Linked DNA regions of Homo sapiens: region 2 is linked to region 1. A link is a contact called in ENCODE Hi-C or POLR2A ChIA-PET data. All regions are on one chromosome and are shown on one strand. The core of a region is the stretch at or near the end of the contact, and the rest is flanking DNA. Distances in the headings are between cores, read along the strand shown.

Region 1 (4,886 bases), core at 740-3,239:
ATATGCCACAGTCTATTGCATCATGAAAAACCAGTGTGCAATAGGTCTTTTTGTTCTTAGCAAGGTAAAGACATTTGCAATACTGACAGGAGAAATGTCACCTACAAATACTCTAAAGTGTGAAGTGACATAAATGTTTCTGCACAGCTAAAACTTTGGTATATGTGGAACAGTATGGAAAATGAGGCCAGAAAGGTAAAATAGTAAGCTGCTTTTTGTCATAAAGAGAGAAATGGAACACTCATTGTTCAAAAATAGGTACATAATTGAGAGATTTTATTCAGAATAATGCCTGATTAATATAAATTTAGTCACTGTAATAATGTAGCTACATAATTTATATATATGTATATATATTCGCACATTTTTTGCTTTATCAGGAATTTTTGTATATTCTACTAATGACTTTTCTGTATGATAGCACAAATTGCAATTGTTGGCCACTGCCACAAAGTGGGGGAAAATGCACATTTTTAAGCATTTCTTTGCTTCATCTATGAAAATTTCATCTTTGTGGTATGAATTATGGAGCATTGTCCTGAGTTGCCCTTATAGGTGACCGCAGTTTGTGTGTTGTATGCTGGAGTCCCAATTGAGGACATTACTGCATATAAAATGATTATAAGTAAAAGGCAGAAAATGTTCTGAAGGGTCATAACTTCCAAGGGTTCTCTACCCTTTGACCTCTGGATTGGGGTTCCCAGTGACTGCCTTAATATCCTTCTCTACCTACTGCCTTAAGGCCAACTCAATGTATCCACGTAAAGAGTACCCTAAAGCCAGTAAAAGATTATCACGAACACCCAGAGATGTTTATGGCCATCATTCCAGATCCTCTTTGCTTTTTCTTGACTTACTCCTTTTTTGATAAAGTTATTCATATGGTTTCAAATCCAGAATTCAGCTATTCACTTCATGGCCCTAGTTTGGATTAAAACAATCAGCTTTCTTTTGCTCTGTAGATGGCCTTGGACAGTACATATTAACAGTCTATGGGGCCCCTTTTCCACTCATGACCACATCCTGCTTGCAGATCTGCTGCTGGGTTAACACCACATCATCTGCTAGTTGATGCCATTTATTTGACATCCTGGGGTTACAGCACGCTAAAGGGCACCCACTGTCCTTAACAGAGAAAAATACACTGCTGAGCAGAGGATTAAACAGACTCCTCACACTACCGGAAGTTCAGTGCATTTTCCAGGATTTTCAAGTCTTCGATGCTGTCATGTTGAGAGTCCACTATCCACGTTTGTTTATCCAGGAATAATGCAGAAAATCTGAGCATTCGTGAATCTAATCATTGAGGTAAAGTAACCTAGTCATGGTCAAGAGGACAGCTAGTGTTAAACTCCTTCATATAAATTTAAGGAAGGATTTACATATTCATAATGACTTTCTGATCTGGAAAGCCCAGGCTTGTCAGTTATTAATAATTGGATGAATACTTCAGGTAGTATTTAAACAAATAGCGATTTCATAGCAGACATTTCCCCAACCAGGAGATGCAGTAAAGTATTGGTAGCAATAGATGCTCCTACCAAGATCTCCTCCTGCCACTGCCACTCTGTGCACAGGAAAGGAGGGGAGAAGAAGCCATGTTGCTTCTCTTATATTTGAGCATCATTTAAGGGAATATAAGTCTCTAATGACTCACATGTAAGTCTGCTGGGTAAGAAAGTTCTAATGTTGGAACTCCTTTCAGCTATCGAATTTTGTAAGAAAAAAAACTTATTTGTGTTTATATACATTTATGAGATACAAGTGTAATTTCGTTACATGGATATATGCCATATTGGTGAAGTCAGAGATTTCAGTGTGCACATCACCCGAAAAATGTTAACTGTACCCATTAAAGTAATTTCTCATCCCCCATTTCCCCTCACCACATGCTCCAGCCCTTGCCAGGAAACTGTTCATTTTCTCTGACTAACAGAAACGAAAGCTAAAAACACTGGTGGGAGGAGTCTCCACATTGTTTCCTACTCCATTTTCTCTGGGGCAATAGCAGAATAGGAGCAAGCCAGCACTAGTCAGCTAACTAAGTGACTCAACCAAGGCCTTTTTTCCTTGTTATCTTTGCAGATACTTCATTTTCTTAGCGTTTCTGGAGATTACAACATCCTGCGGTTCCGTTTCTGGGAACTTTACTGATTTATCTCCCCCCTCACACAAATAAGCATTGATTCCTGCATTTCTGAAGATCTCAAGATCTGGACTACTGTTGAAAAAATTTCCAGTGAGGTGAGTACTGTTCCTGATTTTGTAAATATGATCTTGTTCCTTCCTTGAAGTCCCCAGAATCACAAGGGGACAATCAGTATTGGTTATTCAGGGTCATGGGATGATGGGAGTAGGGCTGAGTATTCAGAAAAGTGAAAACTGAGTTGCTTGATATGAATCCTTCATTTACTTAGGAAGATAACAGGCATCTTCTATTCCACCACAACTGAGGACTGAACAAGAGAAAATGCATTTTGACCGTTGCAGATTTTAAAATTAATTATCCGAGTGTATACTGGCATAAGTTGGTACTTAGAAGAGGGCTTCTGTTATTTTGGCTGGAAGAAGTGTTGGAAACTCGGTAGCTGTGGTGGGTTCTCAAGATAGTGACATGAAAAAAGTATCATGAAAGAATATTAAGTAAAAAACATATCTGAGCATAGAGATGTATTATATGACATCATCCCAATTTTACAAAACATAAGAACAAATGTACACAGAGTAGAAAATTTTTTTCAGTTTCACAAACACAGTTACTCAAGCACATGGTGTCTTAATATTTTCATAAGTATATTGATCCTTTACTTTAGCTCCATTCTGCACCGGGTGCTAGCGGCAGAATTTCAATCATTTTGGAATTACTCTCTGCCCTCCTGAAAGTTAATGATTTTTTTTTTCCTTGTGGCAAGGTATAGGGGAGTGGAGGGGAAGGCAGTTAGGAAAAGGTTACTATTGTTTACTTTTCAAATTTTTAAAAGATGTTTTCTATAGCCTGGTACAATATTTCATGTGTGCTTAAATGGAATGTGAGATTCTTAAATGTTGTTTTCAGAATTTTATTAGATAAATGTTGTTAATTACGTTGTTCAAATTTATTATATCATTACAGATTTTTTCACCTTGTTCATTTAGTAATTGAAGCATAAACTGAAATCTCCTATTATAAAGTTTGCTTTTTTGGCCGGGCACAGAGGTTCATGCCTGTAATCCCAGTACTTTGGGGGAGACCAAGGCGAGCGGATCACTTGACGTCAGGAGTTCCAGACCAGCCTGGCCAGCATGGCGAAACCCTGTCTCTATTAAAAATACAATAATTAGCCGGGTATGGTCATGTGTGCCTGTAATCCCAGCTACTCAGGAGACTGAGGCAGGAGAATCGCTTGAACCAGGAGGCAGAGGTTGCAGTGAGCCGAGACTGTGCCACTACACTCCAGCCTGGGTGACAGAGCAAGGCTCTGTCTCAAAAAAAAAAAAAAATTTTTTTTCTTTGTAGTGCTCTCACAATCACATACATGTTATGTGTATATATAATATACATTCACACACAAATATATGTATATATAATCATGTATACAAACAGGTACACACATATATGTGTGTAGTGATGTCTGTACATGTGTGTATATGAAGAGAAATATATACTAATTATAGTACCATGAAGCACTATAAAATAATAAATAATATCATTAGATAAATTAGATAAATTCATAACTAAAACATAATTTTCTAGGAGTTGAAACTTTTATCATGTGGTATCTGAAGTTACTTTTGGGCTTAAGGTATATTTAAAATTACACAAACATAGATAAACTGGCTTTCTTTAGTTATTCCTTGCAAGATAATTTTTAACAATTTTTTTCACCTTTTGTTAACAATATATATGTAGATTTCTTAAATCAAATTTGATGAAAGTTGTCACTTAACAGGTCAGACCTTTTAGGTATATGCTGGTAATTAACAATCTGCTGTCTTTACTTCAATTTATGACACTTCTATATCATCTCACTATCTAAGACAATTGCTTTAGTGAATTGTCATGTTCTTTTTCTTCCCTCCCTTTACCATGCTGTTGTAATTTCTGTTTCTCTTATATTTGATCAGGGTTTTCTTTGTAAGACATTAGGAACACCTAAAAAAGTTTATTTTTCACTCTTCTTATCTTTTGGCTGGCAGAATTTTTAATTTTATTCATGTTTTCCTATTAAATATTATTTTCAATAGATGTTTTCTTGTGGTATGAGTCTTTGTCTTGCAAAAAGACTGAGGCCCTGAGTATCACAAAATAGTTTTTGAGACTCTTCTATTTAAATATCATTTTGCCTAAATTAAAACTCTAAAATGTAAAATTATATTTTCCCTTAAGACAAGATGAAAGCACCTCTTCTGTGCTGTGGAGCTAGATACATTTTGAAGTTAAGAATCTGGAGGCTTCAGAAAGGCTATTTAGTGTATATATTCTAAATAGTGTCTTACTAGAAACTCCATTGGGATATAAATAATTACTCCAAAATCAAAAGCACTAATATTGCAAAACAAAACATGTGAGTGTTCACATTTCAGTGAAATAAAGATTATACATAGCCTACTGTCATCCCAAATCTGGTTTTATTTTGCAAATAAATTGTGCTGTCACACTTGTTGGAAACAAGTGCTCAGTGCCACAAAGAAAAACCAGCACTTAAACAGGAAATTTCTCAGCAAAGCATATTTGCTTCTACAGAAGGGTGCTGCCTGCGTCAGTCACAATGCACATTCTAAGCTGACCGGATTGGCTACTGCTTTAAATTCTATAGGGGTAATTAGGCGGGAAGGAAGACACTGTCCTGTACCAATTAGGCGGGAAGGCATGTCTGGGGCGGCAAAGGAAGGAAGGGTTGTTTACA
Region 2 (4,886 bases), core at 1,120-3,619, 2.7 Mb after region 1:
CAGAGAAAGGCCCGATTTGTAGGGCCCTGTAGACCATGGGAAGGTGTTTGGAACTTATTCTGAGGGTACCTATGGGGAATTTTGAGAGAAAGTAACACAATATGGTTAACATTTTAAAAGTATCTCTCTAGCGACTCAGTGAATAAATTACTGTACAAAAAGATCAATGTAGCAGGTAGAGTCATCAGGACTTGCTGATGAATTAGATTTGAGTTTTGGAATGAGTGTGCATGTAACTCATGAACATAATTCTGCAGTCTTGCTCTCAGGTGTGTATCCCATAAAGGCGCTTCAGGGCTCTGTAGGGAAGCATCATGTCCTTACCAGTACTAACTTACATGAAACTTCCTATGTGCCAACCCCTGTTCTAAGCCCTTTACATATGTTAATTCATCCAGCCCTCACAATATGTACCAAGAAGTCCATTGTGGAATTGTCTGTGGTAGCTGAGGGTGGGCAGCAACTAGGATGTTAGGGGAATGGACAAGTGCAGTGTAGCAGAAGCATAGAATATTAGGGCAGTCATGGCTGGGCGCAGTGGCTCATGCCTGTAATCCCAGCACTTTGGGAGGCTGAGGTGGGTGGATCACCTGAGGTCAGGAGTCCAAGACCAGCCTGGCCAACATGGTGAAACCCCATCTCTGCTAAAAACACAAAATTAGCCAGGCGTGGTGATGCACGCCTGTAATCCCAGCTACTCAGGAGGCTGAGGCAGGAGAACTGCTTGAACCCAGGAGGTGGAGGTTGCAGTGAGCTGATATCATGCCATTGCATGCCAGACTGGGTAATAAGAGCAAAACTGCGTCTCAAAAAAAAAGAATATTAGGGCAGTCAAAAGCAATAAACATGATGCATGTAGAGCAATCTGAACAAATTTGAAACATCTGGGATTAATTTTTAAAAGTAGAAGTGAATATAATATCTAGAACACAATGCCACTTATGTAAATTAACAACACTAAATATTTCTCAAAGCTAAAAACTGCATGTTATACCTAATGTAAATGACGAGTTAATGGGTGCAGCACACCAACATGGCACATGTATACATATGTAACAAACCTGCACGTTGTGCACATGTACCCTAGAACTTAAAGCACAAAAAAAAATAGCATGTATATGGGAACACACAGTAAACATTTTACAGTGGGTGCTTATGTGGAGGGGAGGAGGACAATAATGTGGGTGAAAGTCAACAAGGTAAGACAATAAGAGGGGGAACTTGCAAAGACCAATAATGACAGCCGGCCATGAGCAGCATCTTGAATCCCTGACAATCAGAGAGATAAGAGAACAGATTTTGGAGACAGACTTCTATTCAAATCCCAGTTTCATCATCTCAGTTTCCTCATATGCAAAATTGGGATATTAATAATTCTTCCTCAAAGGGCCTTACAAGAATTAAGTGCAGTAATATCTGTGAAGCACTTAGCATAGTGCCTGCCACATGCCGAGACACTAAAGTGAGCTGTCATCAGCAACAACAGCATTAGTTCATTACTGTAATTATCACTGAGAACACTTTATCACCAGAATGCTTATCAAATGGTGACATATATTGTCCAGATGTTATGTTGTGATAGGCCTCAAATAATTGCTCAAGTTACAAATGATAATTTCTAAATTTTTCTGCATTGTAAAGGAGTGAAGAATTAGAAATTCTGGGGAAAAGTCCTAGATGGAGTAAAAAGACTCACTTTGGGAAAAACTTAGAGGAGAGCCTAGAATAAATAAATATTTCGTGGGAAATTTTTCAAGTCAAATTCTGAGCACTGTATAATATGAACAGTATGGATGGTTCCAGAGGTTTCTAGGGACGACTATACAGTTCACAAAGTTTTGGTGTACTAAGGTTTCTTCTGAATCGAGTAAAGGGGCTGAGATCTGTGCTCTGGGGGATGAGAAGCCAAAATAGAGCCAGCTTGTGTTGCCTAAGAGGACAGCTGACAACTGCATTGCATTCTTACCATTGAGGTGGTGGCTTGGTGCAGAAGTCAGACCTCTGTGGCAGGCTGTGGATCATGTGGGAAGCCACACACTGGCCCTGAGACGAGGAATTATTAGGATGGAGGGGAAGCACAAGAGTGCTGGTCAGCCCAGGCACTCCTAAAGCAGGCAGGTGATCATCCCTGTTCCCAGTAATTAGTTCTTCTCTGCCTCCCCTACTCTTGGGCACATTGTCAAATATGTCCCTACTTTGTTTGAAATCTACAGGACTCTATCTCTTTTATCAAAACCTGCACTCAAAACATGATCTGAAGTGACCAGCATAATTTAAATGACCAGTCACATTTTCCTAAGAGGCATTTGCATTTTTAAAAGGGGCTAGTCCATTAAGCAAAATATGAGGGGACTCTCAGAGTGGAACTTCAGGCATCAGCAAGAGGGGAAGATACTATCTTCCTGGGAGTTGACAGTACCTGATAATTGATCTCCTTCCCATCAGATTTCCAAGGGATCAAGGTGCCCCGGTTCTAAACAACCACAGGTAAGGACAGGATAGAGTCCAAGGAGACACACTATCAGGCTGGAAAATTCATTAAGTATTTACATGAAAATTCAGGTTCTCCTCATTGCTCAGGTACGGTCACATGGCTCAGAAAGCACAAGAAGTAGAGCCCCGAGGTCAGATCTGAGAGGCTTCTGAGGGGCCGATGCAGTGACTTCTCTGCTGCAGGTCAGGAGTTCTGGAACTGGGGCGTGGCTGGGGAGGGGTTGCAGGGAAGGGTGGGAGGAAGGAAGAAAAGAACAAGTGATTGGAAGTGCCACAGGATGAGCTCATTGGGATGGGTAGGAAAGAAGAGTTTTCTAACTTCTTAAGAATTTAAGAATTTATGAGAACTCAAGATTTCAGGAAGGGAGGAAGAAGAAACACATTGCATTTCTATCCTTGACTGGGGAACTAGATGATAGGGATGTGAAGGGTGGTTGGTGAGTCATGCCTTTTCGTCTACTCATTGTGGCAGGATGTGAGCTCTGGGGGCAGGCAACCGAACACTGACCTCTCTAGGTCTCATGCCAATGTCTGTCATCAGGAGTGAGCAGGAAAAAGGTCCTTAAGGACATGAGGCCGTGTCTTCCTCAGCTGAGCCTTGCAGGGCTGGCTGGAAGGTGGAGAAGGGATGGGATGGGAGTGGGATGTCAATGGGAGCCTGAAGATGGCGGGGTCATCTGCTGGAGCCTGGGGTTCTATGGGGCTCTCTTGTGCTGTGGAGGGCACAAGTTCTGCAGGCCTTCCTTTCAGTAGTCAGGGCTGGCCTGAGCTGTGAGGTGGCTGTAGATGCGGTAGATGAGACAGTGCCTGGCACTTGGGATACCTGATATTCAGCCTGTCTCCCACTGGTTCTGGTCTGCTATCTTCAGGAACTAGGAGTGGGTGGGAGAAGCAGCAATGTCTCCTAGTACTCAGTGGCATCCACTGGCCACATTCTTTCTCTCTGTTCCCCATCTCATGCCAGTGCATCTCCATCCTTCTGCAGCTGCTGCAGTCAGATCCATCATGTGGCCACTGACAGCCCTTCTGCTCCTGGGTGAGTCCACAGTGAGGCAGCAGAAGAGCTTTGGGTGGTGGAGAATAGGGTGGACCAAGGTATGGGGAGAGGAGGGTGGGTATCCAATCCTCAGTTTCCAAGTGGTTCATTATCTTTTTTTGGAGGGGTGAAGAAGAAGGGGCTTTCTCAGAGCTTGGGAAACCAGGGGCAGAAGAAGAAAAACAGGTTTTGGGACCATTCAGCCTTTCTTGTCGTCAAGAGTCTCTCTCCTCTCATCGCCAATATTCTCCTTCTCCTTCCTCTTCCTTCTTTCCTGTTCTGCAGTTCCAAGCAGTGGGCAAGCTGGTGAGTCTTATAAATTTCTCATCCCAATTTTCTACAGCTTCCACTCCAACCCCCTAAGTGACCTTTTCAAGTAGACTCCTCACTTCTTGGCTGCGCTGGGATAGTGTCTCTTCCCACTCTCGTCAACCCCTGGGACTAAATTTGCTTGAAGGCATTTAGAAATGGGTGCTGGCTGATGGACTGGTAGTCTGTAACCCAATGAATGTGATCTCCTCTCCTGCAGGGATGGGTTAGTACATGGGCTGGGGCCTGCGAGCTGGGGTTTCCTAAGATTTCCCAAACTCAGGTCGTTTCTTTGGGCACCTCACCTTGATTCTCTTTGCATGCTGCCCCCTCTCACCCCACTCCCCACCCCAGCTACTCTGGAGAAGCCCATATTGTCTCTACATCCACCTTGGACCACCATCTTCAAAGGGGAGCGGGTAACTTTGAAGTGTGATGGATACCACCCACTGCTCCTGGAGCTCCAGCCCATCAGCACTCTCTGGTATTTGGGCCACCTACTTCTGCCCTCTCACAAGAAGAGCATTGAGGTGCAGACACCAGGGGTGTATCGATGCCAGACACGGGGAGCACCCGTCAGTGACCCCATCCACCTCTCTGTATCCAATGGTGAGTGGACTGAGCACGAGGGGAGGGGGAGCACGTGTCTCCTCTGGCAATACTAGTCCTCTGGTGGGAGGGAACACTGGGCCAATCCCAAGGTGCAGGAAACAAGGGCCACACTGGGGCCTATCTTAAGTCTCTGGAGCAGGTAGGGACCTGCACGGCACTATGCGAGAGATGCAGTAAGGCATGCCTAGCCCCCAAGGTCCCCTTACCCTCCTGCCATAGTGTGAGGCACAGTGTGAACATTTCTGTTTGTTTCTGAGACCAGCTCAGAAGAGCAAAGGCTCCAAGGACCTGGAGTGCTGGACAGAGAACTTTAGGGGGTTGGGGAGGGAGCAGTAAAGGAAATTCACCAAACAGGAAAGGTGAGTTTCCCTGGCAGTCTGAGCATAGATCAAGGATCTACTCTCAGTTGAACAGTGTGATGCTTCTCTGTGCCTCA

What was found. A loop is a pair of places that touch in the nucleus more often than their neighbours do. ChIA-PET counts read pairs that join two places held with the same protein, here RNA polymerase II (POLR2A). Pooled maps may share reads with other maps.
Region 2: a loop to region 1 is called in a map of naive thymus-derived CD4-positive, alpha-beta T cell, with 9 times the contacts of the local background. The contact joins the promoter of FCRLB here to the promoter of IFI16 in region 1. A Hi-C loop is called at or near these places in 1 of 168 maps with a recorded cell type or tissue (naive thymus-derived CD4-positive, alpha-beta T cell) and 5 of 50 pooled maps. POLR2A ChIA-PET finds 5 or more read pairs at or near these places in 1 of 52 experiments (activated T-cell).

What each region holds. Positions count from the first base shown.
Region 1 is chr1:159,007,918-159,012,803 of GRCh38, forward strand. It overlaps IFI16 (interferon gamma inducible protein 16), which reads left to right and starts at 1,990. Exons shown (of 12, transcript NM_001376587.1): 1 at 1,990-2,244. It overlaps LOC124904432 (a long non-coding RNA gene), which reads right to left. Exons shown (of 2, transcript XR_007066671.1): 2 at 4,590-4,886. RefSeq lists an enhancer at 1,847-1,926 and a silencer at 4,699-4,808.
Region 2 is chr1:161,719,175-161,724,060 of GRCh38, forward strand. It overlaps FCRLB (Fc receptor like B), which reads left to right and starts at 2,370. Exons shown (of 8, transcript NM_001002901.4): 1 at 2,370-2,487; 2 at 2,581-2,676; 3 at 3,479-3,529; 4 at 3,815-3,835; 5 at 4,193-4,447. The coding sequence starts at 3,499. RefSeq lists enhancers at 3,152-3,251, 3,332-3,431.